Linked DNA regions of Homo sapiens: region 2 is linked to region 1. A link is a loop called in an ENCODE intact Hi-C map of the cell type or tissue named here. Cell type or tissue: B cell. All regions are shown on one strand. Region 1 overlaps POLR1A (RNA polymerase I subunit A). Region 2 overlaps ST3GAL5 (ST3 beta-galactoside alpha-2,3-sialyltransferase 5).

Region 1 (8,000 bases):
AGAGCATACATATACTTGTCTATCTATTTACTGTCTGTCTCCACCCCTGGACACTGCTTTATATGGGAGCACATTAGTCTGTGCTTCACTGCTGGTCTCCAGCTCCTTGCTCCTGTGGCACCTGTCAACAGTGCTCTATGGGAAGTGTGTGATCCAAGGGGCCAGAGGCAGTTCTATCCACTCTAATCTTCCCAGCTATCCTGTGAGGAATACCTACGCCCCAGGCCACCATGGCCCTGAGACTTGCAGCAGTCTGCAGGTGGGCAGAGAAGTGACTTCGGGGTCTCTCCTCCAGGGACAAGCCACTACCAAACAAACCCAGATCTAAGAAAGAGAACCCAGCACCTAGAAGATAGAAAAGGCAGCACAAAAGGTCTCTCACAGAGCTGGGGACACTGTAGGCACTATGAAGTCAAGGCCAACAAGGGTGGCCCCTGCCCTGTCCAGAGAGGGCAACCAAAAGTTGCTACATGTCTCCTCGGGACCTCAGATTTGGGAATGTCACCACTGGACTTTGCAAAGCTGGTCCTCACCACATGATCCAGCCTTTGAATGCAAGGACTATGGTTCCCAAGAGGCAGTGGGTACAGGACTGGGCCTTCTCAGACTGCTGTCTCCTGACACATCACGCCTTTGTCCAGGAAACCCAAGTGTGCCACAAAGAGATGAGGCCATGGGGACACAGGATGATCAGAAAGAACACTTCAGCGCTGCTCATCACCAGTCCCCAGAGAGGGGTGGAGGGGGTGGCGTGCAAGGAAATGAGGCTCTCCACGGAGGGAAATTAAACCACCTTCACATTACTGACATAGAGGCCGGCCCATTAAGGAGGAAGCCGATTAAAGGCTGCTGCTGCTGAGCACCACAGCATGAAGTGCTAAGGATGTGAGAAGACGAAGCTAGCTCCCGGAGGGGGTCGGGGGGAGAGCACTAACAGGTGAACAGCAAGCTGCTGACCCTGAGAAGCGAAACAGGACCTGGGCAACATGCACACGCCTCTCTCCGGGACTCACTCCCTTTCCTCTTCCCAGTAACCTGGGGTACACATTTCTGATGCCTGGAAAGTACACAGGACTGATAACTGATATGCCCCATGCCCTCTTCCTCTCCCCTGTCATGTATTCAATTTGGTGAGGAAGGTCAAAAGACTAGGCTGAAGTGGGCAGGAGGAAGCTATGCCGGCGGGGATGTGGAACACCCTGCAGTCAGCTCCCTGGTGCTGACTTGTTGGTAGGAGGTGTCTGTAAGCCTAGCAAGGAGTGACAGCAATGCCATCATGCAGCTTCCAGTCACCTCCTTGTGGGCTGTCCAGGAAGAGGCAGAAGCTAGTTCCGCCCAAGCCAGAATAATCTGCTGCACATCCTGTCCCCAGTCCTCTGCGGCATTCTCATCTGCCACCCACGGGGAGCAAATGAGCCCTGCACGCGCGCGCGCACACACACACACACACACACACACACACACACACACACACACACACCATGGGAATTCCAATTTCGTTGGTGTTGATGTACATGTCTGGGCAGATGACTGAGCGCGCAGCGTAGTCCACTCGCTTTCCCATCATGTGTTTTCGGAACAGGCCTTCTTTCTTCTCCAGGATCTTTATGGAGAAAAAAGGTCATAAAAAACATTCAACAAGAATTCCAGTAGGCTTATTAGTTTCTTGTTTCAATACACAATGTTTATTATTTATCTTCTGTAGCTAGCAATGGGAATCCAGTTTTTTGCTCACCTGCCTAATGCCTGGGTACTTGTCCATCATTAGTTTGTCCATCTCGCTATCAAACACAATATTGACGTGGCTCTGAAGGCGAATCCAAATGTTGTAAAGTTTGTCTATGAGGGACTGGCCTGGAAGTGTACTCAAAAAGGATCGGTCAATAGCAATCAAAGAGTCTTTTTCCTGGAAGATGAAACCAAGAAAACAGGGATGATGGAAAAAAGCTCCAAAAGGCCTGGCTTGATTTAATTTTTCTTTCTTACCCTGGATCTGACAACTATGCACTCTGGAGTTTATCTCCTCTGAACCTGACAGATCAGAGACAAACATGCTAATAAATCAATCTTGTAAGTACATGTCAATAAGACATATCAGCACTATTATATATTTACCAGCCTGTCTCTTTCTAGTAGTAAGATGAACTCAAAATTTATAAGCATGCTTCTTTCTTAAGGCATTTTTGCTGAAATCCCTTAATATGCAATTCCTAAAGAAAACTAAGAAGTCCTTCCCACATCAGTACATTTCTTATGAAGTTCTGTTATCTTGCCAGATAACCAATTCTCACATGCAGTTTCAGTTTTATTTATGGCTTTGAAAAACTTGATCCAAACCAATTACAAACATGCAGGTGGAACAATTTCTTAAAAGGAACTAGGTTTGCCATACGATATTCTATGTCATCAACTAAGATGTGGGTCTCCAGCTGAGCTATATCAAGTTAGTGGCTGATTGCCAAGTCTCATTGGAATATTTAACCAATCCTTTTTTAATATTTTTGCCCCTAGCCCTGTCTCCTCCTCTCTCCCACTCCCTACCCAGGGGACAGAAATACACAGAAGCCTTCAGCTGGCTTAGAGCACCACCTATTGATACTGTCTGGCCACCTACTGGCCCAATCGACTGGGTATGACACAAGGAGACAGATGGTCCCACGTCTTCCAGTGTGGGCAGATAAGAGAAGAAACCTGTCAGTGTCTTGAGGTGGGAGGGTGAGGGTGGGTGAAGATTCAGTAAACGAGAATGTTATGAAAACCCAGTAGTGATGAAGTGGGCTTGTCATCAAACCTGAGGAACACAGGAATCTTCTTTAGCTCTAGGGAAAATAGATGTATTCTACATAAAACACTCAGGGTCCCCTTCTGGCTGGAGTCCCAGAGGGAGATACGATCACCTGCATGATGACCGGGCCCTGTTAGCCCAACTCACTGCTCATGGCATTACCTGGCTCAAGACCAGTGATTGTGAAATGAGTGAGAACTTGTCTCACTGGAGTATCCCCAATGCCTAGACGGTGACTGGCAAGGGCTGCCATGAGGATGGAACACAGAGAGTAAGGGGGGAGAAAAAACACATCCTGTCAATCACAAGGAAAGAGGGCAGTGGGACATAGGAATCAGAGGATGCTATTTGCCCCTCAGAGGCGAAGCATTTGTTTGACAAAGGGGACGACCAATTTTTCTTTTTTTTTTAATTATTGAGATGGGGTCTAACTCTGTTACCCAGGCTGGAGGGCAGTGGTGCGATCACAGCTCTCTGCAGCCTCGACTTCCCTGGCTCCAGTGATCCTCCCACCTCAGCCCCCTGAGTAGCTGGCACCATAGGCATGAACCACCATGCCCAGCTATTTTTTGTATTTTTGGTAGAGACAGGGTTTCGCCATGTTGCCCACCTGGTCTAAAACTCCTGGGCTCAAGTGAACCTCCTGCCTCAGCCTCCCAAAGTGCTGGGATTACAGGCTTGAGCTATCATGCCTGGCCAGGCTGCCCGATTTTTAAGGGACATCAACCCTGGTCACTGGGTACAGTTATCCCATGGTCTTTTCTTGGAAACTGCACTAAGGCATGCACATGGCTGATGTCTTTTACACTAAGGAGTTTTTAAAAGCACACCAATGCGGGCCGATCAGGAAACAAGCAAAACCACAGAAAGCCCCAAGTGTAACCTGCACCATAAGTGTCCAAGAGACAGTGGCGCCACCTTGTGATGGGCCTGGCAGACAGCGGGACTGTCGCAGCGGCTGGAGTCTGAGAACCCGGACTGTCTACCCAAGGCTGCCTATTTGCATCCAGAGAGTACTTTAGAGCTGGGAAGGATCTTGATGACCTCAGCAAGCTTCCTGGGTGCCCAATTCACCTTTGTACCCACTGAACACCTACTAATTAACCCGGCACACAGATGGGGCTCAGGAAATGTTAGTTGAAACTGTCCTATTCTGAGAGGAATTTCCACTCTGCAATACTGCCTTCCTGACCCCAATGCTGGAGACATTAACGTGTCCAAAATAGAGCTGGCAACATGAGCTCTAGTACTGTGACCCAAAAGGGACACTCTTAAAGCCTGAGGGAAGTAGGCTATTCTTTCTAGAGCTGCGAGAGCTGGTAGCCCGGAACAGCCTAGGTGTGAAATCTCACCACAAATCACATGCACTTTATAGCAGACACTAGTATAAGGAAGTGACTCAACTAGGGTCACCTGGCATGGTCGTTCGGTGTAGAAGCTAGACCAGAACCCACACCTTTCCATGCTCAGACCCATGTGTGTCCCCCTAATGTTCCTAGGTGCCCCCTAAGCCCAGAGCTCACACTAAGGCTGCTGCCAGCTGCACAGAACATCCCAGGAAGCATCTCCCAGACCCAGTGTCTACATCCACAGCTCACAGAGTTAGCACTAAGCATGTGTGCTCATCACATCAGCAACAGAGCAGCCCTGACCTCATCTGTAGTGGGTGTGGCCACTTCCTCTGGCAACTTCTGTTCTTGGGCCATCAATGCCAGAAGTTTTCGAATCAGAACTACATCCTTCATGACAGCCTGCAAGTTCACCGTCTGGCCATTAGTAAACATCTGGTCTCCTAGGCGACTGACTGGGCGATACCTGCAGGGGGACATACGGAATAAATGAATGTTTAGTGTGAGGAAAGGGTCATGTTCTTCAGCCTCTCACCCATGCCTACTGTAGGGAGCACACCCCACCATGCTCAAAACAACCAACCTTCCTAACCAACATTCCGGCTGGGTGTGGTGGCTTAAGCCTGTAATCCCAGTACTTTGGGAAGCCATGGCAGGTGGATCACTGGAGGTCAGGAGTTCGAGACCAGCCTGGCCAACATGGTGAAACCCCATCTCTATGTAAAATACAAAAATTATTTGGGTGTGGTGGTGCGTGCCTGTAATCCCAGCTACTCAGGAGGCTGAGGTAGGAGAATCACTTGAACCCAGGAGGCAGAGGTTGCAGTAAGTCAAGGTCATGCCACTGCACTCCAGCCTGGGAGACAGTGCAAGACTCCACTTCAAAACAAACAAACAAAAACAACCAACATTCCTATTGCGTTCACAACAAACGGGAAGGAAAGCAAGCCCTCCCACCACCTGCACCTGGAGCGGAACTGCAGCTTTGTCTCTCAGTGCCCTTGGCCCTTTCACCTCTCCTAGAGGTCACATTTCAGTTCCTTAGTACGCTTTTTTTCAGGTGAAATAAGTTAATTAAAGGGTATTACCTTGAGGGCGGCACCACCAAGAAATCTAGAAAGAACACACTGGGATTGAATCTGGATTCCATACCATCATCATCCATTCCCGAAAAAAGGTAGTTCAGAAAGAATCCTGCGTTGGAAAGAAATAAACCAAGAAGACCATTTAAATCTATCACTAAGGGCATGGGAGGACAACCATAAAAATATTACTGAGTGAGGAAAAAACAGAATACAAGATAATATGTAGAGTTAAGGTCACAGTTTTCTTTTTTGAGAAAAGGTCTCACTCCTGTCGCCCAGGCTGCTGTGCAGTGGTGCGATCATGACTCACTGCAGCCTTGATCTCCCAGGCTTAGGCAATCCTGCCACCTCAGCCTTCCAAGTAGTTGGGACTACAGGTGCGTGCTATCATGTCCAGCTAATTTTTGTATTTTTTTTTTTAAGAGATGAGGTTTTGCTTGGTTGCCCAGGCTGGTCTCGAACTCCTGGGCTCAATTGATCCACCTGCCTCAGCCTCCCATATTGCTGTGATTGGAGGCATGAGCCAACGTGCCTGGCCTCATTTTTCTTTATAAAAACAAAAAATAGCCCCTGTGTACATGACAGTTTGTATGCAGGGGATATGATAGCATAAAAATGGGTACTACAGGGACAATAGCTCTTAAACCAGGGACTGAGATGGGCAAGGATGGGGAAGAAACTTCACTTGTTTTTAATCACCCTCCTGGACTATTAAAACACAGACAGCACACACATCATTACTTTGATCTTCATAAAAAATATGTTGAATAAAAAAATTTTTTTTTAAGTTAGCCTCCTCCCACCCCTAACAGTTACTGCCAAGAAAGGATCTTCTGTGGATCAAAGCTTTATTTCAGGTTTCTGGTTACTTTAAAAAATGCCTAGAGAAAAAGATTAAAATGTACTAGGGCCTGCCACAGAAGCAATCATACTAACTCCAGTGCTTTTTTTTTTTTCTGATACCTCTTTAACAACATGTTCATTTGTAAGCGCTTATTACACAGAGGTTATAGTCAGCGTTCCACAACATACTCTCACAAGGGCTTGAATATACTGCGTAGGTTTTGTTATACACTCAAAAGGAAAGAAGGATTTCCCTTATAGTAAAGTCCCAATTTAAATAAGACAGAGTTCATTCTTTGATTCACAGAAGGACAAAGCATTTTACTTACGGGCATTTAAAATAAGTTACACTGAACCTTCTAAAAATATGCCAACCTGTATTAAGTGAGGCCCACCTGCAGTTGTCATTTCATAACCAGGCTCAGCTGCGATAATTGTCAAGTTTTTGGTGCTGGGTATGACCTCTCCTGCTCTATGACTCAATGTCAATGTGCCCTGAAGACTGCCCCAAACCTCTGGATCAGTTCCAGGAGGAAGCTACAATCACTACAACTTAAAAGAAGTAATAAGGCAGGGTTAATGAGTCCAGGAAATAAAAGCCTAGAGAAGATCAAGGCTATTTCTTTAGCCTGATACAGCACCTTCATTCTTCCACAGGGCAGAAAGGTGTTCGCGGGCACTGGTGGGTGTTAAGTATCCTCGTTTTCCTATCTGAGCTTCCTCAATTCCTGGAGCCAAGGAGGAGAATCAAAGTGCAATAAATCAGAAACAGGTACTCTTTCTGCAATGGGATTTATCAATTCTTTATCCCCAAGCCTGCAACTTGACCACAAAAATCAATCTCAAGGGTAGCATATTATCAGGCCTGGATTCCCTCTGGCCCTTAATCTCATTTCTATAGTAATAAAAACCATATGGCTATTGTATAAAACCTAAAAAAAAAAAAAAGCAAAGTAAAAGAAAACATTACCCATAATCCCATCACATTAACAACTCCTATCACTTTTATATATTGTTTTCCAGGCCTTTTTGTCTATACACGTATTTTACACAACTGTAATCTTCAGTGTGGATTTATTTTGCACACTACTTTGCCCTTTTAGTATCATCTCATCAGCATGTCTGCATGTTGCTATGTAGCTTTTGCCTGATCACCATTTTTCATGGCTATGTGATATTCCATTAAGGATGATTCCTAATTCACTTAACCATATTCTCATAATTGGACATCTGGATTGATTTCCATATTTTGCTATTATAAGTAACATTATAATAAATATCTTTATCTACCTGTTTTTTACCAGAAAAGTTCATATAAGTTGAATTATGGATAAATAAGTATTTTTATAGGTAAATATATACTGACTTCTTTTTACAAATATCATACTGGTGTGTGAGGAATAGATTGGGCTTGGTTTCTCACACTAAGCAAGATCACTCTGGGATGCCATCTACCAGCAATACCCAGGTTACATGAGAAAACGAGGCTTGGGACTGCCATTCAGGAGGTAGGGACCAGGCATTTAAGATGATTACCTAAGACAAGTAAGTAGTGTGTCTTTCAGGTTCAAAACTTTCTGGGCACTTTGGGAGGCCAAGGCAGGCAGATCACCTGAGGAGTTTGAGACCAGCCTGGCCAACACAGGGAAACCGTGTCCCTATGAAAAATACAAAAATTAGCCGGGCATGGTGGTGGACGCCTGTAGTCCCACCTACTCGGGAGGCTGAGGCAGGAGAATGGCGTGAACCCAGGAGGCGGAGCTTGCAGTGAGCGGAGATTGTGCCACTGCACTCCAGCCTGGGCAACAGAGCGAGACTCCGTCTCAGAAAAAAAGAAAATACTGGACATGACTGTAATCCCAGCTACTAGGGAGGCTGAGACAGGAGAATCGCTTGAACCTGAGAGGCAGAGGCTGTAGGGAGCCGAGATCGTATCGC
Region 2 (8,000 bases), 230 kb before region 1:
ATATGGTATGCGTGTCCATTCACCCCAGTCTTCCTCTTGGCTCAGCTGGACAAATGCTGACTCAGAACCCCTGTCAGGTAGTTCTTCCTATCTTTGTGCTTTTTTATCCTTGTCTCCATATTTAGCAGCCTTGGAATTGGCCCTGCATTACTCCTCCTATTCACTACCTTCTCACAGGCAGAAGTGTGTGTGTGTGTGTGTGTGTGTGTGTGTGTGTAATCCTATATTTACTGGGATATTTATTAGGAATTCAACATATCTTTTCAACTTTGTCAGTATCATTATGAGGATTATTACTGGGGTATAGGTTTAAATGTTCATCCCAACTATGCTTTTCCTCAAGGCCTTGTTATTTTTATTTTCATTTTCTGATTTTTGCTTAACACATTTTTTTAGGAATGCATCTATCCTATTATAACAGAGATACTTAATATATTATAGCTTTGATAAGTTGTTAGCATCCGTGAAGAGAACACTGTCTACATCCGAAGAATCTGGCCCCATTTCTGAAAAAGGAACTGATATTCTTGGAGCCTCAGAAACGCTGCTGCAGACACCATGCATAGCCACTGCCTCAGTTCACCCTCACGACACTATGGCACCTTGCAAGACGATCATTAGTATCTTCACTTTGTAAGAGGTCTGAGCTGGCCCAGCAAACCTGGCTCCTAAAACAACAGCCTCTACCTATAGAAATCAGCACACAAACACCACCATTGATAACAAATGTTTAAATACGAATTGGCATCTTCATGAGGAAATCAGCAGGAAAGCCAAGCAAGGAATCTGCCTTGACCCTGAGCCCCCGAATGGAGGGGCTCACCCCTGGCCAGGCCTGCCCAGCAGGTGATGCTCCGGGTGCTTAATGCCAAGCTGGTGGAAGCGGGACACACAGAGCGGCCACACACACTGCACATTCATCTCAAAACCCTAGGCCCGAAGGTCATGAATGGCAATTTTTAGAGACCTAAAGGCCTAACCCTCCACTAGAGAATCATATCCTAAGTATCTGGTTTTACAAATCTCCTAGGACAGAAAGGAACATCTGAGAAGTGGCAAGAGGGACCCGGAGAAGCTCACTGATGGCCACGGGACTAGAAAGAGGTGCGTGAGCGAGCTGGATGCTCGCCAGGCTGCCAGGTCTCCTCTTCAGAAGCTGCATCTGGAAAGGAGTGAAATTTCATTCCATTTCCATTCTCACCAAGAGGTTAATTTCAGGTTTCAAACTTAATTTTCTTCTTTTTTTTTCTTTTTTTTTTTTTGAGACAGAGTCTCGCTCTGTCACCCAGGCTGGAGTGCAGTGGCGCAATTTCAGCTCACTGCAACCTCTGCCTCCCAGTTTCAAGCCATTCTCCTGCCTCAGGTTCCTGAGTAGCTGGGATTACAGGCGTGCACTGACACACCCGGCTACTTTTTGTATTTTCAGTACAGACGGGGTTTCACCATGTTGGTCAGGCTGGTCTCAAACTCCTGACCTAGTGATCCACCTGCCTCCACCTTCCAAAGTTCTGGGATTATAGATGTGAGCCACCACGCCCAGCCCAAACTTAATTTTCTAGACTGTGGGTAGGGCACATTTCTCAGTAGTCACCTTCTGACTGTGACCCCTCCTGCGCCTAAGTGACAGTGGATGCAGTAGTAAATCCTGAGTGAGTTTCTACATGTCCTGGCAACGTCTAAAGCCACAGCAATTCCTTGTCCTCTTTTGTTTCAACTCGTTTAACAGATCTCCACTGATTGCCTGGAGACAGGGCTTTTTCTGTAGAGAGCTCACACAGAACTCCATCTCATAGCCACTCAGAACAGGAGGACCACATGGGCCATGTCCTCCACTCTGGGATGGTTTCTGTTCTTGCTTCAATGGTGCACAACCAGACATCATTGTCTTGGGGGCTTCCTCAGAGCTTGTCCCACATCTTTAAGTAAGTTGAACCGGCATCTGCTTCAGCTGCTCTCTTCCCCCTCCACTGCTTGCCCATAGCTCACAGCTCAGAAGAAAGTGCCTCAAGGCGAGTGCCGCACCTTCAGGAGCTGCAATGAAGAGAGGAAGCAGTGTGACTAGGCTGTGAGGACTCCAGAGCTCCCAGGAAGGCCTCAGAGGCGTCAGCTGGGGCCTGGGTGGCATTCATCCAGATGAGGCTCACTGGAAGCCAGGAGCTGGTGACTCTCTCGTAAAATACAAGAACTCCCGTTCGTCTTATATCCAGGGACAAAAATAAAGGTTTCAGTTTTTAACATCTTCCAGGCTGCGCTTGCAGGTTGCCCACAATTAAGACAAAGTAGACATCTGGTAGTGCCAATTGTTAATGCTGTGGCAGTGTGCCATAAAAACATCATGTGAAATTCACAGAAAGGTATTAAAAACAATCAAAGTAATTTTCCTCAGCAAAATCCCCACTTTCATTTCCACTCTGAAATCTTAAGGACAACCCTTCTCAGAAATACAAGTAAGTGGCATAATTCTTAGTAAAAGGCAATGTTCTATTGCACTTATTATTTTTTAAAAATCCGGAACAGGGCAGAGCATTCAGATTGAAAGAAAACTTGTGTCTGGCATTAATGAGATGTGGGAAGGAGCTCAATTCTGCCATGGATCACGTGATCTGGGGGCATCAGTGACCTTGTGGAACTTTCATTTCCCACACCTGTAAACTCTGGTGCTGGTCGCTTCTTCGCAGGTTGCTCTGATGCCCTAAGCATTTTGCCCAGTACCTGGCATGTGTGGAGACTTGTATGATATCACACAAGGACAATAACTGAGGGTCACGTTATTGACATATTTTACTCACATTTAAGTTATAACTCTTACCCAGTTAGAAGCAGAAAAAAATTTAAATAACCAAGTCATGGAAATAACACTACACTATAAACTCAACCAGTTGGTGGAAGCCTGGGGTGGGGTTGAGGGTGGGGACTGACTGCAGAGGGGCTCCGGGGAACTCGCTTGGGCCATGGGAATGTGCTAAAGCGGGATTGTGGTGACAGAGGCGTGGCTGCATAAGTTTTTAATACTCATCAAACAATGGGCTTCAAAGGATTAAATCTTATGTAGATTTCATCCCATCAACTGTTAGAAAAAAAAATAATCAGGAGATCTGGAGGCTGGACTCAGTTCTAGATTGATTTAACTAGCAGCGTCGTCTTTGTTAAAGCATTTCTCCCTAGGTCGAGGCTTCAGTTTTCTTACCTCTAAGATATCCCAGGAAGGCCTGGAAAGCGGGGAGCAGCACTAAGGAGAGAAAAGACTCGGTTTGAAGATGCTGGTGCCTGGGCTCACTGAATGCTTCAGCAGGGAGGGCCCTGCTTCCTTTAAAGGCACGGTGTAGGTCTGCAGAGTCCGAGAGAAGACGATGAAGAAGCGGCTGAGTCCATCTGGCCATAATTAACTGCACGCAATGCCATCCGCAGGGAGATAAGGTCTTTAGCTCTCAGAAAGGAGAGAGGGCCAAGTTCAAAATGCTGCTACTACACAGCCCAAACCGAAACTGACATCAACGTGCCCTCGTCTCTCTTAAAACATCTTTTGAGTGCAATTTCACATCTGAACCACACTTTCAAAGTGTCCAGGCATCCCTTCAGAGCCCACTGGTAGTCTTTTTAACAACTGGCACATTAAGGGACATATTTAAATAGAAAATACAAAACCCACAACTGCCACAGCCACACTTCCTCTGCTGCAGTAATGAAGGCGGGGACCAGCGTCACCAGACAATGCTCAAGTCTAGCAGGGCTGGCAGGGTCCCACTCACACTGTGGGCTGCTGAGTGGAACCAACAGAGCTAACAGGGCCCCACCCTTATGGCTCTGAGACCTTCTTCTGCCCATATACATCCACGATAATTCAAATTTGTCCACGTGCTCTTGTGGTAAGGATCAAATCTCCACTGACTGCCTGGAGACGGGATTTTCTTCATGGAGAGCTCACACAGAACTCCATGTCATAGCCACTCAGAACACGAGGACCACACGGGCCATGTCCTCCACTCTATTCTTGCTTCAGTGATGCACAAATTAAGGAGCTGCTTCGTGCTTAGTGTAGCATTCAAGGCCTTTTGCTATCTGGCCCTGTCTCATTTTCAGTCCCATATCCTGTGATCCCTCCTCCCCAAATCCTCAGTGATAGGCAACTCTTGCCATTCCTCTCATGTGCAAAGCATTCTGAGGCCTGCACTTCTGCACAAACCACCTCTTCTGCGTGGAAGGAAGCAGGATATCCTGTCAGGACCGTTTTGAAAAGTGGAGCATTTTAACAAGGTCAAAATGTTAAAAACCTACTTAAAAAAATTCTCTAGTAACACAATAAGACACCCTCAATTCCACCATAATTATAGCAGGCTTTCACTTTCTATTTTACTAGTTTCAAACTCACGGAGTTTTACAAACATGTTTGACTTACACAGCTGCCCCCCATTCCTTCCTCTTTCTCTATGAAAAATTACAGGGGACTTTCTCCTTTACTTATTTCCGTATTACTTGAATTTTTGGTGTTTTTTTTAAATAATTGAAAAAAGTAACCTTTTAGAAATCGCTCAGCACTGGGGTGACATGGTAGATGGACACTGTGGGCTGCTGCTCAGTTTTGCTTAAGTGGCTTTGGCTCCTTCTCCAGGCAGGTAGGTGTAGGACCAGGGAGGCCAACTCCCCCATCAGAAGTCCTCCCAACCCCCCTCGTCAGTGATTGGTCAGGAGTCCTCACTGAAGCCCATCAAGGAAGGGCATTGGCATCTATGAAGGCTACTATTGGTCCAGCCATGAGCTTAGGTCTAAAAATTGGCCCAGTAGCCTAATGAAAGGACTTACATTCCATGGTTCAGGGAGAAGGGGCAGGGAGCGGGTGCTGGGCTTTTCCCTGTCTACCAGTGGATGTTTAGGTTGAAGAGAACTATCAGTCCTGTTCCTCACATTAAACCTAAGGTGCATTACTGATGTACTCAAAGAATTACAAGTTATAACCGGATTTTCTGTACAATCTAGAGTTCACAGGTAATGGAAGATTACACTGTGATTCAAGTACTATCTCCCCTTCCCCCTGAAGTTGAATATATGTAAGTGCATATTAAGTAATGTAAGATGTTAAGCACACAGCCCCTGTCTCCCAAGACCTGGCCTGGAAAACAAGTGGGGAAGATGAACAGCTGAAATCCTACAATGATAAACATCAGGATTAAGGCATGAGGGGGCTCTCTCACACACACAGAGGGACGATCAGGGATAGCCTCTTAGAAGGGGTAACCGCTGAGCTGAGACTTGACTTAAAATACGAGTAACAGAAGGGCGAAGGGCAGGGAAAGGCTCTAGGCAGCAAAGAAAGAAAGAATGCAGCAAATAGAGGAAAGTTCTTTTCAACAAATGGTCCTGGGACAACTGGAGAACAACATGCAAAAGGATGACCTTGGACCCTGACCTCACACTGATATGGTTTGACTCTTTGTCCCCACCCAAATCTCATCTGGTAGCTCCCATAATTCCCATGTGTTGTGGGAAGGACCCAGTGGTAGATGACTGAATCATGGGGGCAGGTCTTTCCTGTGCCGTTCTTGTGGTAGTGAATGGGTCTCATGAGATCTGATGGTTTTAAAAATGGGAGTTTCCCTGCACAGTTTCTCTCTTTTGCCTGCTGCCATTCATGTAAGACGTGACTTGCTCCTCCTTGCCTTCTGCCATGATTGTGAGGCTTCCCCTGCCATGTGGAGTTGTAACTACAATTAAACCTCTTCTGTAAATTGCCCAGTCTTAGGTATGTCTTTATCAGTAGTGAAAATGGACTAATATACCATATACAAAAATTAATGCAAAACGAATCAAAGACCTAAATGTAAGAGGTAGTATGTTATAAACATACTAGAAGAAAACTTGGGACTAAACAATAGTTTCTTAGATATGACACCAAAAGCATAAATGACCAAAGGAAAAATAGGTAAATTGGGTTTCATCAGAATTAAAGACTTTTGTGCTAAAAATGATACCCTAAAGAAAGTGAAAAGACAACTTAGAGAGTGGAGAAAATACTTGGAAATCACATACCAGATATAGGGTACTGGTATCCAGAACACAGAAAGAACTCTTACAATTTAAGAATAAAAAGTCAAATAGCCCAATTAAAAATGGGCAAAGGATCTGAATGGGCATTCCTCCAAAGAAAACACACATACGGTCAATGAGAGCACATGGGAAAGATGCTCAGCATCATTAGCTATCAGCAAATCAAAACCACAATGAGATATCACTTAACATCTATCAGGATGACAGTAGTAAAAAAGGAAAGATAATAACAAATGTTGATAAAGATGCGGAGAAACTGAAACTCTGGTACCTTGCTTACAAGAATGTAAAATAATGCAACCATTTTGGAAAACAGCTTGGCAGTTCCTCAAAAAGCAAAACATAGTTACCATATGACCCAGCAACTATATTCCTAGTATATACATAAAAGAACTGAAAACAGGTACACAAATACTTACATACACATGTTCACAGCAGCATTATTCATAATAGCCAAAAGTGGACACAACCCAAATGTCCACTAACTGATGAATGGATAAACAAAATGAGGTATATCCATACAATGAGGTATTATCCAGAAATAATAATGAAGTACCGATACATGCTACAACATGGGTGTACCTTCAAAACATTATCCTAAGTGAAAGAATCCAGTCACAGGAGACCATGAAATGAATAACATGAAATGTCCATAATAGGCAAATCTATACAGACAGAAAGTAGATTACTGGTTGCCTAGGATTTGTGGGGAGGGGGAAATAGGGAGTGACTATGAATGGATATGGAGTTTCTTTTTGGGATACTAAAAACCTTCTAAACTTAGATCATGGTGATGGTTGCACAGTTCTGTAAATCACTAAAACCATAGTGTATTGCACAAAATCACTGCACTGTATCCCTTTTTTTTTTCTCAGTGTCTTGTTCTGTTCTGTTTTATGGGCTGGAGTGCAGTGGCATGATTATAGCTCACTGTAATCTCAAACTCCTGGGCGCAAGTGATCCTTCTGCCTTAGTCTCTGGAGTAGCTAAGACTACAGTTGTGAGACACCACACAAGGCTAATGTTTTTATTTTTAATAGAGATGATGTCTTGGTATGTTGCCCAGGCTGGTCTCAAACTCCTGGCCTCAAATGATCCTTCCTGCCTCGGCCTCCCAAAAAGCTGGGATTATAGACAGGAGCCACCATGCCTGGCTGTACTGTATGCTTTAAATGGGTGAACTATGTGGTGTGTTAATTATATCTCAATAAAAATGTTTTAAGGGCAGGGCATGGTGGCTCATGTCTATAATCCCAGCACTTTGGGAGGCTGAGGCAGGAGGATCACTTGAGTCACTTGAGTCCAGGAGTTTGCGACTAGCCTGGGAAACACGGTAAGACCCTGCCTCTACCAAAAAAAAAAAAAAAAAAAAAAAAAAAAAAATAGGCACGTATGGTGGTGCATGCTATAGTCCCAGCTACTCAGGAGGCTGAGGTGGGAGGATTGCTTGAGCCTGGGAAGTTGAGGCTGCAGTGAGCAATGATCGGGCCACTGCACTTCAGCCTGGGTGACAGCGTGAGGCCCTGCTGAAAAGAAAAGAAGCTGGGCTCAGTGGCTCATGCCTGTCATCCTAGCACTTTGGGAGGTTGAGGCGGGTGGATCACCCGAGGTCAGGGGTTTAAGACCAGCCTGGCCAACATGACAAAACCCCATCTCCATTAAAAATACAAAAATTAGCTGGGTGTGGTGGCACATGCCTGTAATCCCAGCTACTCGGGAGGCTGAGACAGGAGAATCACTTGAACCCAGGAGGTGGAGGTTGCAGTGAGCTGAGATCATGCCACTGCACACCAGCCTGGGAGACAGAGTGAGACTCCGTCTCAAAAAAAAAAAAAAAAAAGAGAAAAGGAAAGAAGAGAAGAGGTTTACCCAAGGACCTGTGAGGGGTTGAGTGTGCCTAAAATACATAGAGTTGGGACAATGGAGGTGGCACAAAAAGACTGGAGAGATCAGTAGGA

The links. A loop is a pair of places that touch in the nucleus more often than their neighbours do. Peaks named below come from ENCODE experiments on the same cell type or tissue, not always from the same donor. Only the 100,000 strongest peaks of a DNase experiment are listed, where the experiment ranks them.
Region 2: a loop joins it to region 1, with 10 times the contacts of the local background. A loop is called at or near these places in 2 of 110 quality-filtered maps.

Annotation. Positions count from the first base shown.
Region 1 is chr2:86,076,379-86,084,378 of GRCh38, forward strand. POLR1A (RNA polymerase I subunit A) reads right to left here. Exons shown (of 34, transcript NM_015425.6): 7 at 6,704-6,790; 8 at 5,223-5,328; 9 at 4,438-4,600; 10 at 1,736-1,906; 11 at 1,481-1,603. Among named protein-coding and RNA genes, the nearest start is that of POLR1A, 26 kb to the right of the region's middle. In B cell, CTCF peaks have their summits at 2,558, 3,723 (motif pointing left) and 3,926; DNase peaks (open chromatin) are centred at 2,593, 3,703 and 4,253; H3K27ac peaks cover 3,244 bases.
Region 2 is chr2:85,849,673-85,857,672 of GRCh38, forward strand. All of the region lies in intron 3 of ST3GAL5 (ST3 beta-galactoside alpha-2,3-sialyltransferase 5), which reads right to left. Among named protein-coding and RNA genes, the nearest start is that of ST3GAL5, 35 kb to the right of the region's middle. RefSeq lists enhancers at 3,775-3,914, 3,925-4,024, 4,395-4,524. In B cell, no CTCF peak of the experiment used is centred here; DNase peaks (open chromatin) are centred at 1,939, 2,617, 3,709 and 4,369; H3K4me3 peaks cover 3,999 bases; H3K27ac peaks cover 6,613 bases.